Linked DNA regions of Mus musculus: region 2 is linked to region 1. Evidence: chromatin contacts called from ENCODE Hi-C data. All regions are on one chromosome and are shown on one strand. The core of a region is the stretch at or near the end of the contact, and the rest is flanking DNA. Distances in the headings are between cores, read along the strand shown. Region 1 holds the start of Vmn1r58 (vomeronasal 1 receptor 58). Region 2 holds the start of Lmtk3 (lemur tyrosine kinase 3).

Evidence for each region. A loop is a pair of places that touch in the nucleus more often than their neighbours do.
Region 2: a loop to region 1 is called in a map of T-helper 1 cell, with 311 times the contacts of the local background. The contact joins the promoter of Lmtk3 here to the promoter of Vmn1r58 in region 1. A Hi-C loop is called at or near these places in 5 of 37 maps with a recorded cell type or tissue (T-helper 1 cell, T-helper 17 cell, T-helper 2 cell and 1 more).

The regions. Positions count from the first base shown.
Region 1 is chr7:5,409,668-5,414,591 of GRCm38, reverse strand. It overlaps Vmn1r58 (vomeronasal 1 receptor 58), which reads left to right and starts at 1,447. Exons shown (of 2, transcript NM_030739.2): 1 at 1,447-1,591; 2 at 3,168-4,924. The coding sequence starts at 3,363. The coding sequence ends at 4,295.
Region 2 is chr7:45,784,051-45,789,046 of GRCm38, reverse strand. It overlaps Lmtk3 (lemur tyrosine kinase 3), which reads right to left and starts at 3,700. Exons shown (of 15, transcript NM_001290990.2): 1 at 3,366-3,700; 2 at 2,463-2,596; 3 at 2,087-2,237; 4 at 1,577-1,653; 5 at 1,025-1,143. The coding sequence starts at 3,441. Gm5897 (predicted gene 5897) reads left to right here and starts at 4,580. Exons shown (of 2, transcript NR_153811.1): 1 at 4,580-4,996.

The sequences.
Region 1 (4,924 bases), core at 198-2,697:
TCATTTTCAATATACAAAAACTAGAATCATTGTCTTATACAAAATAATCTAAATACATTATTGTTTATGCTCCCAGCCACCTATATTATTTTAATAGATGTTTCTTTATATTTTCATGTACATAGTATTACATTTATCATTATCATGTAATTTTCTGTTTTTCTTTTCATTAAAAATATTTATAAACACAAAAAAGAAAATATAGTTTCTAAAATTCTTCATTAATATGTTTCCATGAAGCCTTTTTAATTGGTAATTAGTATTATTAACTCTTCCCATATTCTCTCCTCCATCCCCTCAACATAATTTAATTAATCACTTTCCATTATTCCCTTTAGTCCTTAAATGACTTTGTTCTATCACAAGACCCTTAATCCTATGTCTCTTACTTTTATAGAAGTATTCCAAATTAAAGACATATAACTCAAGATTCAAAGTTAATGTCTACAAACTAAGGAAAATAAGCAATGTTTGTCTTAATTTCTGGGTTACCATATGAAGAAGGTTTGCTTCTCAATGATCCATTTATCTACAAAGTCGTAATATTATTTTGCTTAGCAGATGAATAATATCCCATGGTGTAAATGTACCTCATGATCATTTTCCATTCATTATCTGATGGATATTTAAAGTGTTTCTATATCATAGCTATAGTGAATATGGCAGCCATGAAAATGGGTGATTGCCTATTTTATTAACTGATTCCTCAATTCATTTTCTTGAGTGTAATTACAGAATTTGTTGGTTCCAAGTAAATTTCTATAAAAACTGGTACAGTCTAATATAATAATAAATTTCCATGGAGGTCTCAGAAAATGAGTCATGACCTATCTCAAACCACATAAACCCTAGAATAACCCAAGAACTCATGGTGGGGAACACAGGTTTCAGTTGTTTGATTTGTCAGACTAAAATGCCCTTGTCCACACATGGGAAAATACAAAGTTCCAGACTGCCTGGTGATGGTCTATCTGGAAGGACTTGATGTCAGCCAGATTTTACAAGGTGAAAGCATATTATGTAATGTACACACACACACACACATACACACACACACACCTGGATATAAACCTAAAATATCTCTTGATCTCCCCTGAAGAGCACCTCTCTACACCTGATGCCAACACCACTTTCCCACTTAAATACTCCCTAAGGAAACAAGGAAAACTTCTTGTAACTTTGGCTCTACTACTCATTATGATATAACAAAATCTTGGGCATCATCAATAATTACCAGGAAAGGAAAATGGTGATGTGCCTTTGGGATAAATGCATTTTCTTTCATTAAAAAGTTTTCCAATATACCCATACAGTCATATTCAATAACACGACAGATGACAAGGGAATGGACTCTCAGAAGTATTTCAGGACCTGACACTTCCCCTTTATGAGCTCTGATATCAGGCTTCATTCAGCAACCTGCACAGGACTTTATGGGAGAGGTAGGCACTTCTTTGAATCTGTCTTAGGAAATGGATACACAAAGATGTTCTTCAAAGGGAGAGGAACTCAGAGCTACGTTTCTTCAGTAACTACTCAGGAGCTGGCCTACATTTCTGTGAGTGACCCCATATTTGCTGGTCCTAAGCAGGTGAGAAATCTGCAAGTTTAAATTTCTGCTTAAAACTCTCTTCTCCTTCCTAAACTCCAAGGTGTCCTTTAAAGTAAACATTAGTCATTAAAATGCTTTTGTCTTGCTCTCCCTAATTTACCTAATTATGTCAATTTTTCATTTATCTAAAGAAATGATGTCTATTTCATGGCTCAGCATGTATATGTAAAGGTCCTTTAACGTGACATGTATACATTAAATAACTGGTTTTTAGTTGTTAGATGGAGGCTTATTCTTCCTATAGGGGAAAAAATGAAGTCAGGTCCAGAAAAAACATGAGATATATAAAACAAGTATACAAATAATCTGTGTGTGCAAAGCATTTAATAGTGATGGTGGTAATGTTTTTTATTGTGATTCACAAAAGAAGGAGATGACTCAGATATATGTCCAGCATCAAATTCCTCAGAAAAACAAATAAAACTCAGACTGTTATGAATCAACAGAATGCTAGGATCCCTCAGAATTTATTTCCCAAATGAATGAATACAAGTGAAATTTAAGGTTCTTCTGTGTGTACATAAAACTAGCATATTTTAAAAATAATAGATTGGTTTTTATCATAATGATGAGTAAAGTGAAAATATATCAACATTATATGGATTAATTTTGGGGGGATATTTCACTCACTCTTTTTTTATAAAGATTTTATTGGCTTGTTTTTTATTTATTTATTTATTTATTTATTTATTTAATGTATGTGAGTACACTGTAGCTGTCTTCAGACACAGCAGAAGAGAGAATCTGATCACATTACAGATGGTTGAGAGCCACCATTGGTTGCCTTGAATTAAACTCAGGGCCTTTGGAAAAGCAGTCAGTGCCCTTAATTACTGAGTCACCTTCTCAGTTCTTCATTCATATTCAATTATAAAACATGGATTTTAATTTTGTGTTAGATTTTTAAAGATTCTTTCTTTCTTTTTATTTTATGAACACTGGTGTTTTGCCAGCATGTATGACTGGGAAGGCCCAAATGCTTTGGAATTGGAGTTACACACAGTTCTAAGTAGCCATAACAGTGTTAGAAATAGAACACAGGTCATCTGGAAGCACTCTTAACTCCTGAGAAATCTCCCCAACACTTGATCAAATATGTAAAAGACATACTTATTTTATGTTATGCCTATTACAGTTTTGCTTGTGTGCATGAGTAGAAATACATGAATAAAGTGCCATGAAGCTGAGTAGAGGTCATTAGATCCAGAATCATCTCTCCAACAACACATTTGTATTTCTTAACACATTTTTATAACATGAGGGATGATGTCAGTTCTCATGAAGCAAAAATGCACTCCTGTCTATAAATACTCATGTATACATATGCAGAACCCATGCTGTATTAAAATGTGTGACATGCTGTTGAACAACACAGGTAGAGTTGTATTACACACACACACACACACACACACACACACACACACACATACATACACACACACACACACACACACACATACACACACACACACACACACTTACATCATGAGTGAAGGGAAAGGAAAATAAGTCTGAAGTTGATATTCTGGATCAATGTCCAATCATTGTTTTCCAGAAAAATCTCCTGTAGTGTGTCAAAGCAGTGGCAGCTTCTAAAAAACAAACAAACAAACAAACAAAAAACCTCCAAAACAATTGAAAATATTAGATAATTGAGAAGATTCTTGAAGAAAGCACTGCCCAACCTGATCCTTACACCACTGTGCTATGAAGCCATCTCCATGTTGTCTCAGAATAAACCCTGAAAACCATGGAAATGTTGGCTCTTCAGATCCTTTTGCTTTGCCATGTTGTGGTTGGGACTGTGGGCAACATCCTTCTGTTTGTCCATAACTTCTCTCCAATCTTGACTGACTCCAGACTGAAGCCAATACAGGTCATTCTAATCAACTTGGCTGTGGCCAATGCATTCATGCTCCTTCTGTTTGCATATTCATATGACCTTACTGATATTGTTCCCAGGAAGCCTCCAACTGACCTCAAATGTAAACTTGCATACTTCTTTCACATGGTGGCACGAGGCACAATCATGTGCTCTACCTGTATCCTCAGTACATACCAGTTTGTCACTCTTGTCCCTGGTACCTGGGCTAGGGTCATGTTCAGAGAAATATCCCCCAAGGTTGTGAGCTATTGTTGTTGCATCTGCTGGTTGTTCAGTGTCTTAAATAATGCTTACATCCCAATGAATGTCAGTGGTCCACAGAAATCACACAATGACTCTGATTCTAAAGGCAATTCAATATGCTCCATCTCTGGGGTCAGTGTAGACATGAATATCTTGCGGTTTTCCCATGACATCATATTCCTAAGCATCATGGCCTGGACCAGTGTCTCCATGGTGATTCACCTACACAGACACCACCAGAGAATGAACCACATACATAAGGCCAATCAAAACAACAGAGGCCATGCTGAGACCAGAGCAGCCCACACCATCCTGATGCTGGTGGTCACATTTGTGAGCTTATATATTCTAAATTGTATTACTATTTTATTTCACATTTCCTTTGTGGAATCTCGTCTCTGGTTGAGGTATGCCACAAAACTCCTGGCTCTAAGCTTCCCCACCATTTCTCCCTTTCTTTTGATATTTAGGGATCGTAAGGGTCATTGTTCTCTGCACATCATTGTCAGTATGGGAATCCACGTGACGGGGGGAGCCATTACAGAGGGACAGTAAGGTCAAAACACGGCCAAACCCTGAAAAAATCTCATCCTGATATCACCGGAAGGACTGATCCTGCCTTGCTCTAGGACTGCATCTACCCAATACACACAGAGCCAGTCCATCCCCCAGCTCTGCCACCCTGTGGTAGTCATGTAACCTAGTGGCCATGATGCAGGGTAAACTTCCTATCTCCTTATGAGAAGATGTCCAGCTAGCACCAGGAATGCCTAATCATGAAAATGAAGCAGTCCCAAGTGTTGTATAGACCATGCCACCCCTAATAAAGATGTCTGCTTCACTGAAAACCATCTTGAGAGAAGGCTGTTTCTCCTGGACTCAACACTGCCTGAGATTCTGATAACATGCCTGCATAAATATGCCTGTTTATTGGTTTTTTAAAGGACAGTTACTTGAAAATTGGACATAGTACTACCAGAGGATCCCACAATACCTCTCCTGGGCATATATCCAGAAGATGTTCCAACTGGTAAGAAGGACACATACTCCACTATGTTCATAGCATCTTTAATTATAATAGCCAAAAGCTGGAAAGAACCCAGATGTTCCTCAACAGAGGAATGGATACAGAAAATGTGATACATTTACACAATGGAGTACTACCCAGCTATAAAAAAAATGAA
Region 2 (4,996 bases), core at 2,451-4,950, about 40 Mb before region 1:
ACAAGTTCTGATTGCAGGGGTGAACCACTCACTACACCTGGTGTCCTGGACTGACTTCATTTTATTTGGCTTAAATTTAAATAGTCTTGGTCTGAAGAAAGACAGACAATAAGTAAATAGTAAGGCAAAATAAGACTCCAGCACACACACACACACACACACACACACACACACACACACACACACACCCCTTTTGAGACAGGGCTTCCTTCTGTAGCCCAGGCTGGTCTCAACCTTACAATCCTCCTGCCTCAGCATTCTGAGTACAGATGAAGGTAAAATTCACCATGCCTGTGGAAGGTCCTCCTAACCTGGGACAAGGGCAGGCCTCTTTGAGCTAAAACTAAAGGGAACATGAGCCCCCCCCCCCCAGTTCAACATTAGAGAGAGCAGGTAAAAGAGGGAGAAGCAGCAACGAAAGCCTTAGGGCAGGAAGGCAACTGCGGTATGTGTGGGGGCTAGAGGGAAGGGCTAGGAAACTGAGGTCAGAGGGACAGAAGCAAGAAGATTATAGTGTTAGACTGTGCCCGGGGCCTGTGGGCTATAGGGACCTGAGGCCGAGCCCTGGGAGCACTGAGGAACCATGGCAGGTCTTGGGAAAATGCTGAGCCAGACTCTAAAGTTTGTGTCTCGATGCAGGAGCCACACGTACTTCCTATGACTGGAAGCTCACTACCTTCAAGCACAATGGATGTGTGGTAAGAATGCACACCTACAGCAGGGGGCTGGCAGGTCTTTCCTCACAGTGGGAAAGGCAGGTGGGGCAGACTCAGGGATCGCTTGCTCTTAACTGCTGCTGGGATGAAGATACCAGGTTCAGAGTCCTGGACCCACTTCCCCACGCTGTCTCTAGCTTTCTCTAGGGAAGTCCCAAGACTCCAGGAGGGCGATCCCAGCACCAGAGTCACGTAGCCAGGAAGAAATCTGAGACTGGAAGCCTGGTTTAACACCACACTGGGTTCCCTCTACTAATCACGTCCTTCACCGGGTATTCTGTCTTTAGAACCCCTGTCCACGGACATACCTGTAGGGCTGAGCCTCGGAGATGAACTTGCGCTGTTCCAGGGGCCCGGCACTAGCCCGGAGTTCCTTCACCACCACCTGGGCTGGCGAGTAGTCTGAGAAAACCTCCCCGAGGATCACCTGATCAAGGAGCGCTAGGATCAATGCTGACCTGTGTCCAGCCCGTCCCCGGGGCAGCTCCATACACCCCAAACTCCCAACCACTTCCAGGCCTTCCCTTCATGTCCCACCTCCCTGGTCCCCTACCAGACACGGAGTGAGAGACTCACAGGCCCAGAATCCGATGCACGCGGGACGGATGGAAGGATGGACAGACTGACGGACGCGTGGAGAGCCGGGTGGCGAGGCGGAGTGGTCAATGGAGTGAGGAGGGAGGCGCTGACCGACAGATGTGGGGGTAGGTGGGTGGGAGTGGGTGGGAGTGGGAGGGGCAGGCTGCAGGGCATGGGGCTGGGGAGGCCAAGAGCAGATGACAAATGGGGGTAGACACAGAACAGGAGCACATGCCAGAGATGTATGGATAACCCTTCTGCCTCCCACCCAGGCCCCTCACCTTCCCAAACCAGCCGCTGCCAATCTCCTGCAGGTAGCTGAGGTGCTGGCGGCTCAGGCCCAGGGGGGTGCTGATGTCTGAGGAGGGGGCGGGAGGGGAGGCCCTGAGTTCTCCTATCAAAGATGCCCCACACCACCACAGTGGGAGGGGTCTGAGGTCAGAGTAGACAACAGTCTCCTTTTATTGGCTGTCTCCAACATTCCATGGCAGGGTCCAGCCTCCTCATTGGCTGCCCATGAGATCCAGAGCCCAATCAGCCCTTCCCTTTGGCAACCCTAGCTCCAGTCCGCTTATAGGCTGGCTCCCAGGTTAAGATCTAGGCTGATGGCACCAGGGCCATCCTGCAGGATTCTCTCGATCTGGGATTTTCTACAAGATGGTGTGTGTGGCTTCCCTGTAAGTTACTTCCACGAATCTAGGGCTCTGCATTCTGCCCTCTCCCCTCCCTGAGCCACGAAAGGAAGCCCTCAGTGTTGGGATCGCAGGATTCTGGGGTGGAAGGAGCAGTACCTGAGTGTGGAGGCTGCGGGGCAGGCATTGGCAGTGAGACCTCTGCCAGCGGCAGAATATAGACATCAGGCAGCGACTGTGAGGAGGAGGTCTCCTCCGCAGGGGGGGTGTACTCCCCAGAGCAGTCCTCCCCTTCCGGGTTCTCAAACTCCTGGGGTACGAGAGGTGAAGAATGGGAGCATCGGGAGGAGGGTGCTGAGATGCCGCCATCCTGCCCTAATTGCCTCCCTTCAGTCCACAGACCTGTCCCTCAAATCCCAGCCCAATTTCCGCTAGTGTGCGCATCCCAAAGCCGTAGGTCTTGGGAGTGCTCTGGGACCTCCAGTCTCTTTGCTGCCTGGGGTCTTTCTCCCAGGTTAGTCCTAGGGCACCTCACCTTGAAACGAACATCACCCCGTTTGCAACACAGACAGGTAAGGAGGAGAAAGATGAAGGCCAGCAGACCCGAACAGGAAATGAGGACCACAGCGTAGGGCGGAGCCAAAGGGGCCCGGCTCAGAGCGAATCCATCTGTGGGCATAAGGCTAGGCTGGGGTCTGGGCTTCAAGACACTGGCTACCGGACTCATGCCCCTCCCATCCTAGGCTAGTCTTGGACTACAACCCCCATGATGCTCCGAATCCAGGGGCTCCTTGGCAGGGGAGCCAGGTGGTCTAACGTATTGTGGGAGTTGTAGTTTAAGGTCTTCCCAGGTGGTTGGGGGTGGGGTCCCTCCTATCGTTTCAAACTGGGACCCACCCCCCACCCCAAACGCATCCCGTAACCCGGATACATTCCAGTGACCAGCAATAGTGAGGCCTGGAGCTCTGAGAATTTACAATATGCTACCATAGACAGCTTCATGACCATCATTCCCCCAATAGCAGGCTGTTGGCAGATATTTGCCCCGAGCTGAACGCACTGCCCACCCCACGCCTGAAGGGTGACTGAGAACTGTTTCTTTTAAAGACACAGGGAACACAGACTTGTTCTCTAGCCTCAGCCTCAGACCTGAGGGAGGGGTCTCTGCAAAGCCTCAGCTGTGTTCCCCTTAGAAATAGGGTCTCTCTCTTTCCCAAAGGCCGCGGCCTTCCATCTCCCCGCGCACCCGTGTGCACTCGCGTGCACATGAGCTCACATGCACGCTCACAAGCACGCACTCGGCCCGCAGCCCACTCCCCACCCGCCCTGGCTGGTCTCCCTGGCCCTGCAGACCCGTTGGTCCCCAGGGACTGCGCACAGGTGCCGGGCGGACCCGGTGGGGGTGGGGCGCGGGCCGCGGACGGCTGGACATACTCACCCGGGTGCGCTGGGGACGCCAGGCAGCCGGAGGCGGAGACGGCCGCCAGGAGGATGAGTGCGCCGGGTGCAGGCATCTTGTCCAGGATGGAAGGGAGGTGGAGGAATCGGCGGCTGGGGAGGAGGGGGGGCGGGCCCTCAGCCCCCAGCCATGGGGACCCGCTCAACCCTGGCCTCCCTCAGCCCAGGAGAGGGGCGGGAGATGCAGGACAGGGGGAGGGAGGGGTTGCTTACTGGTTCTGATACCCCCCTCCCCCTCCTCGAAAGGACAGACGGATGAAGGGATGGAGAGGCGGACGGAGGAGAGGAGCTGGGGAGCCGGGGTTGCTGGGGTAGGGGGGAGGGGAAGATGGGGGGGGGAGAGAACGAGGGCCCCGCCCCCGAGGACAATCGGGATTGGGGGAGCAGAGAGCCTGTCAGAGGAAGGGTGGGAGGAGGAAGGAGGGAGCGTTGTCATGGCAACTGGTTCCCGGTTGCATTGGCTGCCAGGCGGGAGGGGAGAATAGGGAGGGGGAGGAGGGACAGACAGAGACCAACAGACCCTTGGAGGGGGGCAGGGTCCACAGTGCGTGGCCCTGACACCACTGTGACACAACACTGGTGCCCACACGTGTGCTACATGCTAAGATGCAGATAGCAAGCCCACGCAGCCCACACACAGCTGAGACATGTCACAGGAACCTTCACAAGCGCCTCTCATACAAAGGTGGACAGCCATCAGCAAACGGAGACAAGGACACGTCACACACAAAGACACAGGGACAGACCACACTGAGAATGCATAGGCAGTCCAGACTCTGGTTGGTACAGATTCACCCAGCCACACAGGAATACCCAGCATCACATGAACACACACGCACACGCACACATACAACACAGAGCTCCAAACATAGGGAGGTATCACAAAGATCCATTCAGACCCTTTGGGACATGAGGAGGCATGCTGTCATAAACTGATATTCCACACAGGCAACAAAGAACACACAGAAATCACTAACTCAAACACGTAAAGCCAGTTGCATGCACACAGACACAGGCTTGTCAGTCACATATGGAGCATACAGAAACAACACATGCATGTATGCAGGCACGGGGTTTGCACATTGCTCACCTTCAGGGACAAATGCATATCACATACATGCACACGGGAACACACGGTTCATACATGCAGAGCTACATAGCTTATGCAAAAACACAAATATAGAACGGGTACAAACATGCCCTGTGCACACGTATTACACACAAAGGCACACCACCTACCTAAATAGACAGCATGAATGGACACACTCTTTAGACGTGATTATGAGGACTCCTTATCCACTGCAGTCTCACACCACAGACATCAACACACATGGGCACAAAAGATGCATAAGCGTAGTTTATTTCATGTATTTATTCTTGGCAGGATTTACTCTGCGCCAGGCGTTTCCCAAGATTTACAGTATTACCTTCCAATCATTACAACAGCCCCCAAGACAGGTTCTTTTTTCATGCCCAATGTATAGGTAAGGAAACTGAGGCACAGAGAGGGGCAGTCACCTGCCCCATGCACAGAACAGGGGATAGGCAGAGGTAAGGCTGGAACCTGGCCGTCAGGGACACCGACACATCAGACAAGACACACACACACAC